Linked DNA regions of Homo sapiens: region 2 is linked to region 1. A link is a loop called in an ENCODE intact Hi-C map of the cell type or tissue named here. Cell type or tissue: HCT116. All regions are shown on one strand. Each heading gives the region's core, and the rest is flanking DNA. Links, peaks and the distances in the headings are about the cores only.

The links. A loop is a pair of places that touch in the nucleus more often than their neighbours do. Peaks named below come from ENCODE experiments on the same cell type or tissue, not always from the same donor. Only the 100,000 strongest peaks of a DNase experiment are listed, where the experiment ranks them.
Region 2: a loop joins it to region 1, with 2.5 times the contacts of the local background. A loop is called at or near these places in 3 of 110 quality-filtered maps.

What each region holds. Positions count from the first base shown.
Region 1 is chr17:44,519,185-44,527,515 of GRCh38, forward strand. No RefSeq gene overlaps it. Among named protein-coding and RNA genes, the nearest start is that of GPATCH8, 20 kb to the left of the region's middle. RefSeq lists a silencer at 4,250-4,309. In HCT116, for the core only: a CTCF peak has its summit at 4,147 (motif pointing left); a DNase peak (open chromatin) is centred at 4,177.
Region 2 is chr17:44,441,677-44,450,007 of GRCh38, forward strand. The region is part of intron 3 of GPATCH8 (G-patch domain containing 8); the gene reads right to left. Among named protein-coding and RNA genes, the nearest start is that of ITGA2B, 56 kb to the left of the region's middle. In HCT116, for the core only: CTCF peaks have their summits at 3,955 (motif pointing left) and 4,154; DNase peaks (open chromatin) are centred at 3,995 and 4,575; H3K27ac peaks cover 1,273 bases.

The DNA.
Region 1 (8,331 bases), core at 58-8,057:
CTTTGGGAGGCCAAGGTGGGCAGATCATGAGGTCAGAGGTTTGAGACGAGCCTGGTCAACATAGTGAAACCCTGTTTCTACTAAAAGTACAAAAATTAGCCAGGTGTGGTGGCACGCACCTGTAGTCCCAGCTACTCGGGAGGCTGAGGCAGGAGAATTGCTTGAACCCAGGAGGCGGAGGTTGCAGTGAGCCTAGACTACTGCACCATTGCACTCCAGCCTGGGTGACAGAGCAAGACTCCATCTCAAAAAAAAAAAAGAATTTCTATGAGGCCACAAGCATTTCTATGAGCCCACACCTGTAATCCCAGCAGTTTGGGAGGCCAAGGCAGGCAGATCACTTGAGCCCAGGAGTTCAAGACTAGACTGGGCAACATGGTGAAACTCCATCTCTACGAAAAACACAAAAATTGGCTGGGCGCAGTGGCTCACCCCTGTAATTCCAGCACTTTGGGAGGCTGAGGCGGGTGGATCACGAGGTCTAGAGATCCAGACCTGGCCAACATGGTGAAACCCCGTGTCTACTAAAAATAAAAAATTAGCCGGGTGTGGTGGCGCACGCCTGTAGTCCCAGCTACTCAGGAGGCTGAGGCAGGAGAATTGCTTGAAGCTGGGTGGTGGAGGTTGCAGTGAGCTGAGATGGTGCCACTGCACTCCAACCTGGCGACAGAGTGAGACTCCGTCTCAAAAAAAAAAAAAAATTATCTGGGTGTGGTGGTGACATGTGCTTGTAACCCCAGCTACTCAGGAGGCTGAGGTGGGAGGATCACTTGAGCCTGGGAGGTCAAGGCTGCAGTGAGCAAGTGGCGATCCCGCCACTGCACTCCAGTCTGGGCAACAGAGCAAGAGCCTGTCTCAAAAAAAAAAAATGTATTTCTATGAGGCAAGGGGCTGTGGCATCCACCTTCCCTCTGAAGATTCTCCAGGCTGAGAGATGAAGCAATCACCTCAAGAGACTTACTGAATATTTAAGCAGGGATTGGCCCCGGACACTTGGCACCATTCAGACTTTGGAGGAACAGACCTGATTTAGATATGATCTTCAATGTCCATGGGTCTGGTGTAGGGACAGGAAAGAGTCTGTAAGGGGTTCAGTGTGGACTGAGGTCTGACTCTCCTTGACAGGGGAAGACTGATAAGAGGTGATGAAGGTCTGAACTAGATTTTTTACTATTTTATTCTTTTAAAACGATTTTTCTACATATCAGTACAAACAATTTTACCTAAACACATTAAGTGTTATTCTATCTTCCAAACTTTTTAAAGCAGTGTTTTGTTTGTTTGTTTTTGAGACAGGGTCTTCCTCTGTCACCCAGGCTCGAGTGCAGTGGCACGATCATGGCTCACTGCAGCTTCAAACTCCTGGGCTCAAGTGGTCCTCCTACCTCAGCCTCCTGAGTAGCTGGGACTACAGGCACACGACACTATGCTCGGCTAATTTTTTTATTTTTGTTTTTTGTAGAGACAGGGTTTCACCATGTTGCTCAGGCTGGTCTCAAACTCCTGGGCTCAAGCAATCTGCCCACCTTGGCCTTCCAAAATGCTAGGATTACAGGCATTAGCCACCACACCAAACCTAGTCTTCTTCTTTTTTTTTTTTTTTTGAGACGGAGTCTCGCTTTGTCACCAGGCTGGAGTGCAGTGGCATAATCTTGGCTCACTGCAACCTCTGACTCCCATGTTCAAGCGATTCTCCTGCCTCAGCCTCCCAAGTAGCTGGGACTACAGGCGCGTGCCACCATGTCCAGCTAATTCTTGTATTTTCAGTAGAGACGGGGTTTCACCATGTTGGCCAGGATGGTCTCGATCTCTTGACATCGTGATCTGCCCGCCTCAGCCTCCCAAAGTGCTAGGATTACAGAAATGAGCCACTGCGCCTGGCCTAATCTTGTTTTTAAACTTCTTTTTTCCTCTCCTTCTCTCCCAACCAGGTAACCCATGTCCACTACCCAGTTTGTATTCATTCACTTTTTATTGCTCATATAGTCATATATATACACACATATATATGTGTACAGGAAATATAGGGGATTTGTTGTTAGTTTTCAAAAAACAGGATCACATTATTCACACTTTTTGCTTCTTGCTTTTCTTTCTCAACAATACCTCCTAAATATTCCTCCAAGACAATTGTTACAGCTCTACAGCTCCCTTCTTTTTTGTTTTTTGTTTTTGTTTTTGTTTTTGAGACGGAGTCTCGCTCTGTGGCCCAGGCTGGAGTGCAATGGTGCGATCTTGGCTCACTGCAACCTCCACCTCCCGGGTTCAAGCAATTCTCCTGCCTCAGCCTCCGGAGTAGCTGGGACTACAGGCACGCACCATCACACCCAGCTAATTTTTGTATTTTTAGTAGAGACAGGGTTTCACCATATTGGCCAGGCTGGTCTCAAACTCCTGACCTCGTGATCCGCCTGCCTCGGTCTCCCAAAGTGCTGGGATTACAGAAATGAGCCACTGTGCCTGGCCCTCAGTTCCCTTCTTTTTAAAGACTGAATAATATTTCACTGAATGGCTGTTAACCATTTATTCAACCATTCGCTGATGGGCATTTACTGTTTTCAGTGTTTTGCAACTAACTAATCCTACACTGAGCATCCTTAGACTGTACACCTATCCCTATGGATGGCTGGTTTTATTTCCATGGGATAGATTTCTAAGAGTAGGATTGCTCGGTTAGAGAGTAGATATGTGTTTCTTTGTTGTTGTTGTTGTTTGAGACAGAGTCTCTGTCGCCCAGGCTGGAGTGCAGTGGCGCAATCTCAGATCACTGCAACCTCAGCCTTCTGGGTTCAAGTGATTCCCCTGCCTCAGCCTCCCGAGTAGCTGGGATTACAGGCACATGTCCCCATGCCTGGCTAACTTTTTGTATTTTTACTAGAGACGGGGTTTCACTGTGTTAACCAGGATGGTCTGGATCTCCTGACCTCGTGATCTGCTTGCCTCGGCCTCCCAAAGTGCTGGGATTACAGGCCTGAGTCTTTTTTAATAATTGTGTTTCCATGAATCCTCTATCCATGACTTCACCATTTTTCCGTGAAGTGTTTGTCTTTTTCTTGTTAACTTGTAAGATCTTTTTGTATAGTACAGCTGTTAACTCATGGCTTGCCACCTGCATTACAACGTATTTCTAAATCTACTATTTTCCTTTTTAAAAGAAAATTTTCCTAATGCCTGTATTTATGTCCTGTTTTTCCATCCCCAAAATGTTTTAACTTTTATACAGTGAAATATTTATACCCTTTTTTTCCTGTTGTAGCTTCTCGATTTTCAATCTTGGTTAATATTTTCCCACTCTTATACATCATACATGCGGGCTTCTAGATTTTCATTAGATTTTATGCATTTAGTTTTATATTTAAATTTTTGATCCAGCTGGAGTTTATTTTTGCATATGGTATAAGATAAAGCTCTAATTTTATTTTCTTCCATTTGGAAATCCAGCTATGGTAAAATCATTTTTATTCTTTTCCCACTTAACTGAACAAACCCCTGTGTTATATATTAGAATTTCAGCCAGGCCTGGTGGCTCAAGCCTGTAATCCCAGCTCTTTGGGAGGCCAAGGAGGGTGGATCACTTGAGTCCAGGAGTTTGAGATCAGCCTGGGCAACATAGTGAAACCTTGTCTCTACAAAAAATATAAAAATATTAGCCGAGGGTGGTGGTGCAGCACCTGTAGTTCCAGCTACTAGGGAGCCTAAGGTGGGAGGATCACCTGAGGTCGGGGCTGCAGAGAGCAGAGATCACGCCACAATAAGGCAAGTCCATCCTCATTCTCTTTTTTTTTATACCTTAATTGACACTCACTATCATATATTAAAACTTTTTTTTTTTTTTAGCTGAGAATGATTAGGAGAGTGGATTGAAAGGATTTCCCTGGTCCAGAAACTGGAATTCAGTGGGGCGCCACCTTAGCACGGGACCCAAGGGGATACAGGACAGGATGGAAGGGAGGTCATTCATCATATCTTGTTTTAGGTCCTGGGGACCGAAAGAGGTCCAACTTGGAGCAGGTACATTGGTCTAAGCCTAGTTCTGTTCGGTTCCGGCTCGACCCCCAAGTACGTGAACGTGGCCCAGGGCTGCAATGGGAATGCTTGGGCAGTCACCTACTCTCCTGCCAGGGCAATGCAGTTGCCTTTAAGCCTCTACCGCCCCCTGGTGCTGTCTGACCTGGGGTTTCCAGAACCAAGCTCCCTCTCCCAGAAGCCTCCAGTTCGAGGAAGAAGGTCCCTTGGGGCCAATAGGGGTTTAAAGAAGCCGTTGGGGACAGAGGGTCTTAACCTGTACCATCGAATACCTGGTCAGACACCAGAAACTGCTTCAAACTTACTGTACTCAAATCTCTCTTATCTCCACCAACCCTTCTTATTTGCTATGATTTTGAGCTACTGGTGGGAGCTATTCCTGCCTTCCCTGATCACCTACAGAGCTGATCATCTACTGTGGAAGACAATACATCAATTCCTAAGCTATCTGATAAGTGAACAATCCAGGAGAGGTCCCCACGTGCTGCCACTGAGTAGGGGACAATCGGTTCTAGTTCTAGGGGCAGGAAAGCTCAACAGGGGCAGGACAGGGAAGGGCCGATGGAAGAGATGGGCTTGGAGACAGTCCCTGGAGAATGGCTCCAATTTGGATCATCAGGGAAAGGAGAACATACATGAAAAAGAGGGAGTGAGGAGGATGGTAGGACTTCCATTTCCTGTAATGATAGGCTAAGTTATTCAGACCAACCTTCCCATTGAAAACAAATGCAAAAGCTGGATAAAGGCTTTTTAAAAAAAAAATCCTCCTCTCCCTCTCCCTCTCCCTCTCCCCACGGTCTCCCTCTCCCTCTCTTTCCACAGTCTCCCTCTCCCTCTCTTTCCACGGTCTCCCTCTGATGCCGAGCTGAAGCTGGACGGTGCTGCTGCCATCTCGGCTCACTGCAACCTCCCTGCCTGATTCTCCTGCCTCAGCCTGCCCAGTGCCTGCGATTGCAGGCGCGCGACGCCACGCCTGACTGGTTTTCGTATTTTTTTGGTGGAGACGGGGTTTCGCTGTGTTGGCCGGGCTGGTCTCCAGCTCCTAACCGCGAGTGATCCGCCAGCCTCGGCCTCCCGAGGTGCCGGGATTGCAGACGGAGTCTCGTTCACTCAGTGCTCAATGGTGCCCAGGCTGGAGTGCAGTGGCGTGATCTTGGCTCGCTACAACCTCCACCTCCCAGCAGCCTGCCTTGGCCTCCCAAAGTGCCGAGATTGCAGCCTCTGCCTGGCCGCCACCCCGTCTGGGAAGTGAGGAGCGTCTCCGCCTGGCCGCCCATCATCTGGGATGTGAGGAGCCCCTCTGCCTGGCTGCCCAGTCTGGAGAGTGAGGAGCGTCTCTGCCCGGCCGCCATCCCATCTAGGAAGTGAGGAGCGCCTCTTCCCGGCCGCCATCACATCTGGGAAGTGAGGAGCATCTCTGCCCGGCCACCCATGGTCTGAGAAGTGAGGAGACCCTCTGCCTGGCAACCGCCCCGTCTGAGAAGTGAGGAGTCCCTCCACCCGGCAGCCGCCCCGTCTGAGAAGTGAGGAGCCCCTCCGCCCAGCAGCCACCCCGTCTGGGAAGTGAGGAGCGTCTCTGCCCAGCAGCCACCTCGTCCGGGAGGGAGGTGGGGGGATCAGCCCCCCGCCCAGCCAGCCGCCCCGTCCGGGAAGTGAGGGGCGCCTCTGCCCGGCCGCCCCTACTGGGAAGTGAGGAGCCCCTCTGCCCGGCCAGCCGCTCCGTCCGGGAGGGAGGTGGGGGGGTCAGCCCCCCGCCCGGCCAGCCGCCCCGTCCGGGAGGTGAGGGGCGCCTCTGCCCGGCCGCCCCTACTGGGAAGTGAGGAGCCCCTCTGCCCGGCCAGCCGCCCCGTCCGGGAGGGAGGTGGGGGGGTCAGCCCCCTGCCCGGCCAGCCGCCCCGTCCGGGAGGGAGGTGGGGGGGTCAGCCCCCCGCCCGGCCAGCCGCCCCGTCTGGGACATGAGGGGCGCCTCTGCCCGGCCGCCCCTACTGGGAAGTGAGGAGTCCCTCTGCCCGGCCACCACCCCGTCCGGGAGGTGTACCCAACAGCTCATTGAGAACGGGCCATGATGACAATGGCAGTTTTGTGGAATAGAAAGGGGAAAGGTGGGGAAAAGACTGAGAAATCGGGTGGTTGCTGTGTCTGTGTAGAAAGAGGTAGACATGGGAGACTTTTCATTTTGTTCTGTACTAAGAAAAATTCTTCTGCCTTGGGATCCTGTTGATCTGTGACCTTACCCCCAACCCTGTGCTCTCTGAAACATGTGCTGTATCCACTCAGGGTTGAATGGATTAAGGGCGGTGCAAGATGTGCTTTGTTAAACAGATGCTTGAAGGCAGCATGCTCCTTAAGAGTCATCACCACTCCCTAATCTCAAGTACCCAGGGACACAAACACTGTGGAAGGCCGCAGGGTCCTCTGCCTAGGAAAACCAGAGACCTTTGTTCACTTGTTTTTCTGCTGACGTTCCCTCCACTATTGTCCTGTGACCCTGCCAAATCCCCCTCTGCGAGAAACACCCAAGAATGATCAATTAAAAAAAAAAAATCCTTAGCAATATTACAGATATTTGACAAGAGAGATGAATTTCCAGGCCAAAACTTAAAGGAAAGTGGGATCCCAGAGAGGCATTGGAAGACAGAGCAGAAGAAATTACCCAGAATGCAGAAAAGGGACAAAAAGAAGAGTTTGAGACACATGGAGGATACAATGAAAGAATCTAATATCGTTTAATCAGAATTCTAGAAGGAAAAAAAAAAAAAGAAGCCAGGCATGGTGGTGCATGCATACCTTTCATCCCACTATGTGAGTATTGCTTGAGCCAGGATTTTGAACCCAGCCTGGGCAAAACAGCAAGACCCCATTTTATTTTATTTAAAATACTTTTTTTTTAAAGGAAAGAACAAGAGAATGTGGCAAGGTGAAGATTTGAAAAGATAATGGCTGAGAATTTCCCAATTCTGATGGAGCATCAATCCACAAGTTCTGGAAGCGTGAAGAATTCTAAGCAGGATAAATAAAATAGAATCTACATGCAGATACATCACAATGAAATGTCAGAATTCTGAATACAGAAAGAAAAAAAATTTTATTTTGAGAGAAAGTCTCACTCCATCACCCAGGTTGGAGTGCAGTGGCGTGATCTCAGCTCATGATCTCAGCTCACTGCAACCTCTGCCTTCAGGTTCAAGAGATTCTCCTGCCTCAGCATCCCGAGTAGCTGGGATTACAGGTGCCCACCACCACATCCAGCTAATTTTTGTATTTTTAGTAGTCACGGGGTTTCACTGTGTTGGCCAGGCTGGTCTTGACTCCTGACCTCGAGTGATCTACCCACCATGGCCTCCCAAAGTGCTAGGTGGCATGAGCCACTGCGCCTGGCCTGAATATAGAAAGAAAATCTTAAGAGCAGCCTTCTCAACAACAGCAATAATGGAAGCCATAAGCCAGTAGAATGATATCTTGAACATACTGAAAGAAAATAACTTCCAACCTAGAATTCAAGAGTAAATGTTCTTTTCTTTTCTTTCTTTCTTTTTTATTTTGAGATGGAGTCTTTCTCTGTCACCCAAGCTGGAGTGCAATGACATGATCTCAGCTCACCGTAACCTCTGCCTCCCGGGTTCAAGTGGGGCAGCCTACTCCTGCCCCAGCCTCCCAAGTAGCTGGGATTACAGGCACCCACCACCACGCCCAGCTAATTTTTGTAGAGACGGAGTTTCACCATGTTGATCAGTCTGGTCTCGAACTCCTGACCCTCAGGTGATCCACCTGCCTCGGCCTCCCAAAGTGCTGTTATTACAGGTGTGAGCCACCACACCCAGCCAAGACTGAATTTTCAAACAAGTAAAAACTAAAACAGTTTGCTATCAGCCTCACTGAAGTGCCTCATGAAAAAAATTCTAAAGGATGCAATTCAGGCAGAAGGAAAGGGATCCCAGATGGAAGGTCTGAGATGCAAGAAGGGATGAGGATTTGTACACAAATGTTCATGGCAGTATGATTCATAATAGCCAAAAAGTGGAAGCAACTCAATGTCCATCAACAGATGAATGGATAAACAAAATGTGGTATATCCATACAACGGAATATTATACAGCCATAAAGAGGAATGAAGTGTTGATACATGTTATGACATGGATGGACTTTGAAAACATTATATTAAGTGAAAGAATCCAGACACAAAAGGCCACATATTACATGTTCCATTTATGTGAAATGTCCAGAGTAGGCAAATCCACAGAAACAGAAGGTACACTTGTGGTTGCCAGAGAGGGGGGGAGGAGGGAGGAATGGCAAATAATAGGT
Region 2 (8,331 bases), core at 167-8,166, 77 kb before region 1:
TTGCACCACTGCACTCCAGCCTGGGCAACACAACGACACTCCTTCCCCCCGCCCCCCAAAAAAATCAAAAGCCCGGGCACGGTGGCTCAGGCCTGTAATCCCAGCAATTTGGGAGGCCGAGGCGGGTGGATCACCTGAGGTCAGGAGTTCAAGACCAGCCTGACCAACATGGTGAAACCCTGTATCTACTAAAAATACAAAATTAGCTGGGCATGGTGGTGCATGCCTGTAATCCTAGCTACTTGGGAGGCTGAGGCAGGAGAATCGCTTAAACCCGGGAGGCGGAGGTTGCAGTGAGCTGACATCGTACCATCGCACTCCAGACTGGGCAACAAGAGTGAAACTCTGTCTCAAAGAGACAAAAATAAAATAAAATAAAATAATATATATATACACATATATATGTGTGTATATGTATACGTATATATATACATATATATATATATAGAGAGAGAGAGAGAGAGAGAAGGAGAGAGAGAAAGAGAGTTTCTACTATATTCAAGGCACTGTTCTGGGCACTGCATATAGTGATGATGTAAAAAAAAAAAAAAACACCACAACCGCAGCACCACGTTCCATGAATTACCAATAAATAGGCAAAATAGAGTAATCTGACCAGCTGGAACTTCAGCTGAGAATGAGAGAAAACAGAACATTTGTGAAGCTAATGCATAAGCAGTTAAAAAAGCTTAAAAATGTCTGAAGTTGTCTTTTAAAGATATCTAAAGTTGTCTTTAAAGACGACCTTAATGAAGTGCAAGTAAATATAAAAGCCATCAAAAAGTCACAAAATCCATGTTTTTTTTGAGACAGGATCTTGCTAAGTCACCCAGGCTGGAGTGCTGTGGTGCCATCTCCGCTCACTGTAAATTCCAGCTTCCAGGCTCAAGCAATTCTTGCCTCTAGGCCTCCTGAGTAGCTGACACTACAAGTGCCTGCCACTACATCTGGCTAATTTTTGTATTTTTAGTAGAGATGGGGTTTCACCATATTGCTCAGGCTGGTCTCAAACTCCTGGGCTTGAGTGATCTGCTCACCTCAGCCTCCAAAGTGCTGGGATTACAGGTGTAAGCCAATGAGCCCGGCCTAAAATCCACTTTCAAAAGACAATTAAAACTGGGCTGGGCTTGGTGGCTCACGCCTGTAATCCCAGCACTTGGGGAGGCCAAGGCAGGAAGATGCCTTGAGGACAGGAGTTTGAGACCATACTGGGCAATAGAGCAAGACTCTGTCTCTCCAAAAAATTTTTCTTAAAAAAATTAGCTGGGCATGGTGGCATGCACCTGCAGTCCTAGCCACTGAAAATATTGAGGCAGAAGGACCACTTGAGCCCAGGAGCTGGAGTGAGCTATCATCGCACCACTGCACTCCAGCCTGGGTGACAGAGAAAAACCTTGTCGAAAAAGAGAAAAGAGGGGAAAAAAGACCATTAAACTGATAAAGGCCAAGAACCTACACTGACATCTTTAAAGTACTTATTTCTTCTTTTTAAGTAATGCAAATACATATGTGAAAATCAAGATAAAAAAAATTACGCAGGTGATTCTCTGATTTGCAAAAGTATTCAAAATAGGATTCAAGTCATGTTAATGGACTTAAATATCATTTCATTTATTGAAACTGTGATCACATGAAACTTTCAGAAACACTGAATAAAAAATGGTACATTTATTTCCAAACCAAAGCTTAATTTTTGCAAATTTCTCCTGAAAATGAGTCTTTAGGTGGCATAGAAACAATTATTACTTTCAGCATCGTTTAGATATTTTTCTAAGCAACTCTAACATATGATATATGCTACCTCTCAGAAAACATTAACTGAAAACATTGAGCACATTACTTAATCCCTAGAGAGTTTTTAAGGTTTAAAAAAAAAGGAAAAACTTTCTACCCAAAATAGAGTTCAAATTATCCAGTACTACAAAAACCTACTATATTCTTGCCATGGCCTTTTTAGTGACCTATACAACAACCAAATTAATTTGATTTTTTTCTTCCTTTATTTATTTTTTAAAACAGGGTCTCACCATCGCCCAGGCTGGAGTGCAGTGGCATAACCACGGCTCACTGCAGCCTCAACCTCCTGGGCTCAAGTAATCCTCCCATCTCAGCTTCCTAAGAAGCTGGGACTACAGGTGCACACCACCACATGTGGCTAATTCTTGTTATTTTTTGTAGAGACGGGATTTCACCATGTTGCCCGCCCAGTTTGTTCTTGAACTTCTGAGCTCAAGCAATTTGCCCACTTTGGCCCCACAAGGTGCTGGGATTACAGACATGAGCCATGGTGCCTGGCCAATTTGATTTTCAAATACAGATGTTTTCTAAGGCACACAAGTTTAATTATGACCTAAACGAATTTCCATCTGATACTTTCCATCTAGGATAAAATAGTTCAATTTTAATCATATAACTAAATATATTAATAAACAGGAACAAAGGTGGGGCAAAAGGCTTTAGTGAAAGTGTTGTTAAATCAGAATGTTAGGCCTGGGAAGGATATCTCATCCAGGGATAACATGATATCCTCAAGCCCTTAGAAGAGATAATAAAGAGAATTCATGAGTTACTTTCAATTAAAAAAAAAAAACCTAAAGAAAATCATACTTTTACATGAGATACAACTGTTTTAGCTAAAATTATACTGACTCACTAAAGATTGCCTCAAGCTAACCACCATGCTAAGATCAATTTGTTTTTTCAAATGGGAAAGCCAAATTAATAAATACAATTTTGGGGTAAAATAGTCTAAAACATGGGGCTGAGGAGATACGGAAAAAAACAGTTAAGTCTTTAGTTTAAAGAAAAAAAAAAGGCCAGGCATGGTGGCTCACGGCTGTAATCCCAGCACTGTGGGAGGCCAAGGCAGGCAGACTACTTGAGGTCAGGAGGTCGAGATCAGCCTGGCCAACATGGCAAAACCTCGTCTGCATTTAAAATACAAAAATTAGCTGGGCGTGGTGGCATGTTCCTGTAATCCCAGCTACTTGGGAGGCTGAGGCAGGAGAATCACTTGAAACTGGGAGGCAGAAGTTGCAGTGAGCCGAGATCACACCATTGCACTCCAGTCTGGGGCAACAAGAGAGAATCTCCATCTCACGGGGGGAAAAAAAGTGGTAGCACTTTTGTGCCCTGAGTTTTACTTATGTTTATATCCATATCTGACACAGTATGTAGGCCAGAATGGCATTTAGTTAAAAAGCATTTGTTGACTCAGAGAATGAACATGTTCGTAGCGGGTCTGAAACTTGTTCAACTGTAAATACTTAGTCATCATGATGCGCGCCGCTTAACATCACAAGATACTAATGATTTAACTCTCATAATCAAGGAATTATTTTATCAAGTAGAACATATCACTATATTAGAAAGGTCTCCATATATCAAAAAATATGTAAACTTTTATAATGAAATATTTGAGTTTTACATTACTGGTCATTAGAGCCTTAAGGCTTGTTCAATTTCATTTCTTGTTATCACTCAGTAGTCAAGGAGAAGGAAGCATCAAATGTTTAAGAAAAAAATACTAAAGAACTTACATTCAACATATATCGACAAACTTTTAAAAAACTGAATTGGAAAGTTGCCATAACCAGTTTCAGTGAAGGAAAACCTCAAGTCAGCCCCCATAATAATGGTGTTTTCCAGGAAATTAGGTTTAGGGTAAGTGGTCTGTTAGAAATTCTGAAAACATTTTTCCTCTTTTTAAAAAACAGGTCACAGTAAAAATTAATGGCTTCCTTCAAGTACCCAGTACACTCCTATATACATGTAGGTAGACCAAAAATTACCAGTGAGCTCCAATCTATGTGAGTATTTCTTTTTCTTTTTTTTTTTTCCCCCCCTAAGATGGAGTTTCACTCTTGTTGCCTAGGCTGGAGTGCAACAGCGCGATCTCGGCTCACTGCAACCTTCACTTCCTAGGTTCAAGCGATTCTCCTGCCTCAAGCCTCCTGAGTAGCTGGGATTACAGGTGCCCGCCACCAGGTGGCTAATTTTTTGTATTTTTAGTAGAGACGGGGTTTCACCATGTTGGCCAGGCTGGCCTCGAACTTCTGACTTCAGGTGATCCACCCACCTCATACTCCCAAAGTGCTGGGATTACAGGCATGAGCCACTGTGCCCAGCCTACATGAGTATTTCTTGATTAATGAATTCCAAAAGAAAAAATATACTTGTAAAGAGTGGCAACATGAAACTCAGGGGATCTGAATTACAGTTCTGTCACTAATGGGGCATGTGACCCATTATTAGCTATTAATTTCTTTTTATTTTTAGAGACAGAATCTCACCCTGTTGCCTAGGCAGGACGGAATGCAGTGAAGTCATCATAGTTTACTGTAACACTGAACTCCTGGGCTCAAGTGATCCTCCCACCTCAGCCTCCTAAGTAGCTAGGACTACAGGCACTCACCACCATGTGTGGCTAATTAAAAAAAAAAAAATTTTTTTTTGTAGAGATGGTGTCTCACTATGTTGCCCAGGCTGGTTTCAAACTCCTAGCCTCGAGTTATCCTTCTGCCTCAACCTCACAAAGTGCTGGGATTACAGGTGTGAGTCACCATGCCGCCTATATTAGTTTCGTGATCCAAAAATAGAGGAGTTAAAGGCCAGGCGCAGTGGCTCACGCCTGTAATCCCAGCACTTTGGGAGGCCGAGGCGGGCAGATCACGAGGTCAGCAGATCGAGACCATCCTGGCTAACACGGCGAAACCCAGTCTCTACTAAAAACACAAAAAATTAGCCAGGCGTGTGGCAGGCGCCTGTAGTCCCAGCTACTCGGGAGGCTGACACAGGAGAATGGTGTGAACCCGGGAGGTGGAGCTTGCAGTGAAGCCGAGTTCACACCACTGCACTCCAGCCTGGGCGACAGAGTGAGACTCTGTCTTAAAAATAAAGGAGTTAGACAAATCTATAAGGTTCACTTCACAATTCTAAAGTTTGAAGAGTGGAAAATATTTGAGTAGAAAATATCTGGGGGGATTATGTAGACAGCAGCCAGTCTTGTGATACTATAATAAGCCAACAATCAAATGCCTTCTTAAACTTACTATTGTTTTTCCATAGCTACACTGAAAATTTTACTATTCCAGGATCACTCCATTACCCCAAAACTTTCCAGCCTCATTTAACTTTCCACTGCAACTCCTCCATTTCATCTATTTTTTTTTCCTTAAAGACTGAGTCTCACTCTGTCACCCAGGCTGGAGCACAGTGTCACAATCTTGGCTCACTGCAACCTCCGCCTCGCAGGTTCAAGTGACTCTCCTGCCTCAGTCTCCTGAGTAGCTGGGATTACAGGCATGCATCACCATGCCCAGCTAATTTCTTTGTGTTTTAGTAGAGATGGGGTTTCACCATGTTGGCCAAGCTGGTCTCGAACTCCTGACCTCAAGTGATCTGCCCGCCTTGGCCTCCCAAAGTGCTGGGATTACAGGTGTGATCCACCGCACCTGGCCTCCATTTCATGTTTAATAAAAAAAAATTTTTTTTTTTTTAAGACAGTCTCACTCTGTTGCCCAAGCTGGAGTACAGTGGCACACTCTTGGCTCACTGCAACCTCTACCTCCTGGGTTCAAGCAATTCTCCTGCCTCAGTCAGCCTCCTGAATAGCTGGGACTACAGGCACGTGCCACCATGCCTGGCTAATTTTTGTATTTTTAGTAGAGACAGGGTTTCACTATATTGGCCAGGCTGGTCTTGAATTCCTGACCTCGTGATCTGCCCGCCTCAGCCTCCCAAAGTGCTGGGATTACAGGTGTGAGCCACCGCACCCAGCCAATAAACTTCTTCCTATATTTTTCTAGGCAATCCCTAAAAAAGACTGGGCTGCAAAGCTTAGCTCTCCAATAAGAGATAATAGCTAGACACTTGTGTGACTTTTGGCAAGCAGAGCCTGAGTCTCAGCAGCCTCCTCTGCAAAATGAAAATATTATCACCACCTTTTTTTTTTTTTTTTTAAGACAGGTTCTAGCTCTATGGCTCAGGCTGGAGATTAGAGTGCAGTCACACAATCATAGCTCACTTGCAGCCTCAAACTCCTGGGCTCAAGCAATCCTCCTGCCTTAACCTCCCAAGTAGCTAGGGCTACAGGCATAAGCCATCACACCACACCTACCCCATCCCCCTTTTTAGGACTGGCATACAGACCAAAAGAGACAACAAATGGAAGATATTTTGTAAACTTTAAATCACTATGCAGAACGCTCAAGGGTTCAGAAAATAAAGAAATTAGTCTTCCTTTTATTTCCAAATTAGACATTTTGGGGGTGTTTGTTTGTGAGACAGGGTCTCACTCACTCTGTTGCCCCAGCTGGAGTACAGTGGCGTGATCTCAGCTCACTGCAACCTCTGCCTCCCAGGTTCAAGCGATTCTCCTATCTCAGCCTCCTGAGTAGCTGGGATTACAGGAGCCCACTACCAAGCCCGGCTAATTTAAATTTGGCATTTTTGAAAGTAAATACCTTAAAATGAAAGATACTCTAAAACAGAATCTGTGATAATTTCCAAATGTTTTACATACAATTTGATGGTAATGAAACAACCCCATTTACAGATGGAGAAAATTATTATCTATGATCAATAATCAAAGTATTACAGGCTGGGTATGGTGGCTCACGCCTATAATCCCAGCACTTTGGGAGGCTGAGGCAGGATGACAGCTTGAGCCCTGGAGTTCCAGACCAATCTAGGCAACATAGGGAGACCCTGTCTCTATGAAAAAAATTTAAAAATTGGCCAGACATGGTGGCAAATGCCTATATTCCCAGCTACAGCTACACAGGATGCTGAGGTGGGAGGATCACGTGAGCCAAAAAAAAAAAAAAGGGGGGGGGGGGAAGAAGGAGGAAGAAGAAGAAGGAAGAAGAAGAGGAAGAGGAAGAAGAAGAGGAAGAGGAAGAAGAAGAAGAAGAAGAAGAAACAAACCACTATCACTATATACCCTTTTGCTCACTTAAGAAGCTTCCTGGACACTCCACTCTCTTGCCTAAGTATCCTACTAACCCAGTGTCATTTTAATAAGGCAAACTAACCTAGGTCCAAAAGTCTATGAATACTAAGATAGGAAACAATGTAAATTAGGCTAAGGCTAAGACTATAAAAAAAAAAAAATAAACAGCACTATACTACTTTAGTGTAACCAATACATTTTGGATAAATTTAAAAAAAAAAACTGTCCACCCTATTTACTATAATGAAGGTAATTTTCTTAGAAGCCTGTTATTCATATGGTCCAAAAGAATGTTTTTCTAGCCCTGATCCATTCTATTTGCATTAAAAAATGGGGCAAGGGGATATTTAAAATATCATTTCCTGGGCTAGGCGTGGTGGCTCACGCCTGTAATCCCAGCACTTTGGGAGGTTGAGGCGGGTGGATGACCTTAGGTTAGGAGTTCGAGACTAGCCTGGCCAACATGGTGAAACCCTGTCTCTGCTAAAAAATACAAAAATTAGCCAGGCGTGATGGCACATGCCTGTAATCCCAGCTACTTGGGAGGCTGAGGCAGAAGAATCACTTGAACCCGGGAGGCAGAGGTTGCAGTGAGCCGAGATCGCACCACTGCACTCCAGCCTGGGCAACAATAGCGAAACTGTCTCCAAAAAATAAATAAATAAAATAAAATATCATTTCCTGAACCCTACCCCAGACCTGCTGATTTATGCTGGTCAGAATCGACATTAAATTTTTTGCTTGTTTTCTTTTTCAGTAGATACAAACTCTTGCTATGTGGCCCAGGCTGGTCTTGAACTCTGAACTCAAGCCATCCTCCCACCTCAGCCTCCCAAAGTGCTGGGGTTACAGGCGTGAGCCCCTGCACTCAGCCTCAGAATCTACTTTTTTTTTTTTTTTTTCCTGAGACAGAGTTTCACTCTTGTTGCCCAGGCTGGAGTGCAATGGCGTGATCTTGGCTCACCGCAACCTCCGCCTCCCAGGTTCAAGCAATTCTCCTGCCTCAGCCTCCCGAGTAGCTGGGATTACAGGCATGCACCACAACGCCCGGCTAATTTTGTATTTTTAGTAGAGACGGGGTTTCTCCATGTTGAGGCTGGTCTTGAACCCCTGACCTCAGGTGATCCGCCCGCCTCAGCCTCCCAGAGTGCTGGGATTACAGGCGTGAGCCACTGCACCCGGCCTGAATCTACATTTTTAACAAGAACCCAAGGTGATTCTGCTGAAAGCCATAAGACTAATAATGGAAAAAGCACTGGGGTAGAAGTAAGAAGACTTGTTTAGTAAAGGTAGCTCCTATCCTTAGCAGTTTCACCTCAGATAAACATTTAAGTTTCTCAATCTTTTAAGTGGCATTATGTCTTATTCTATATACTGGA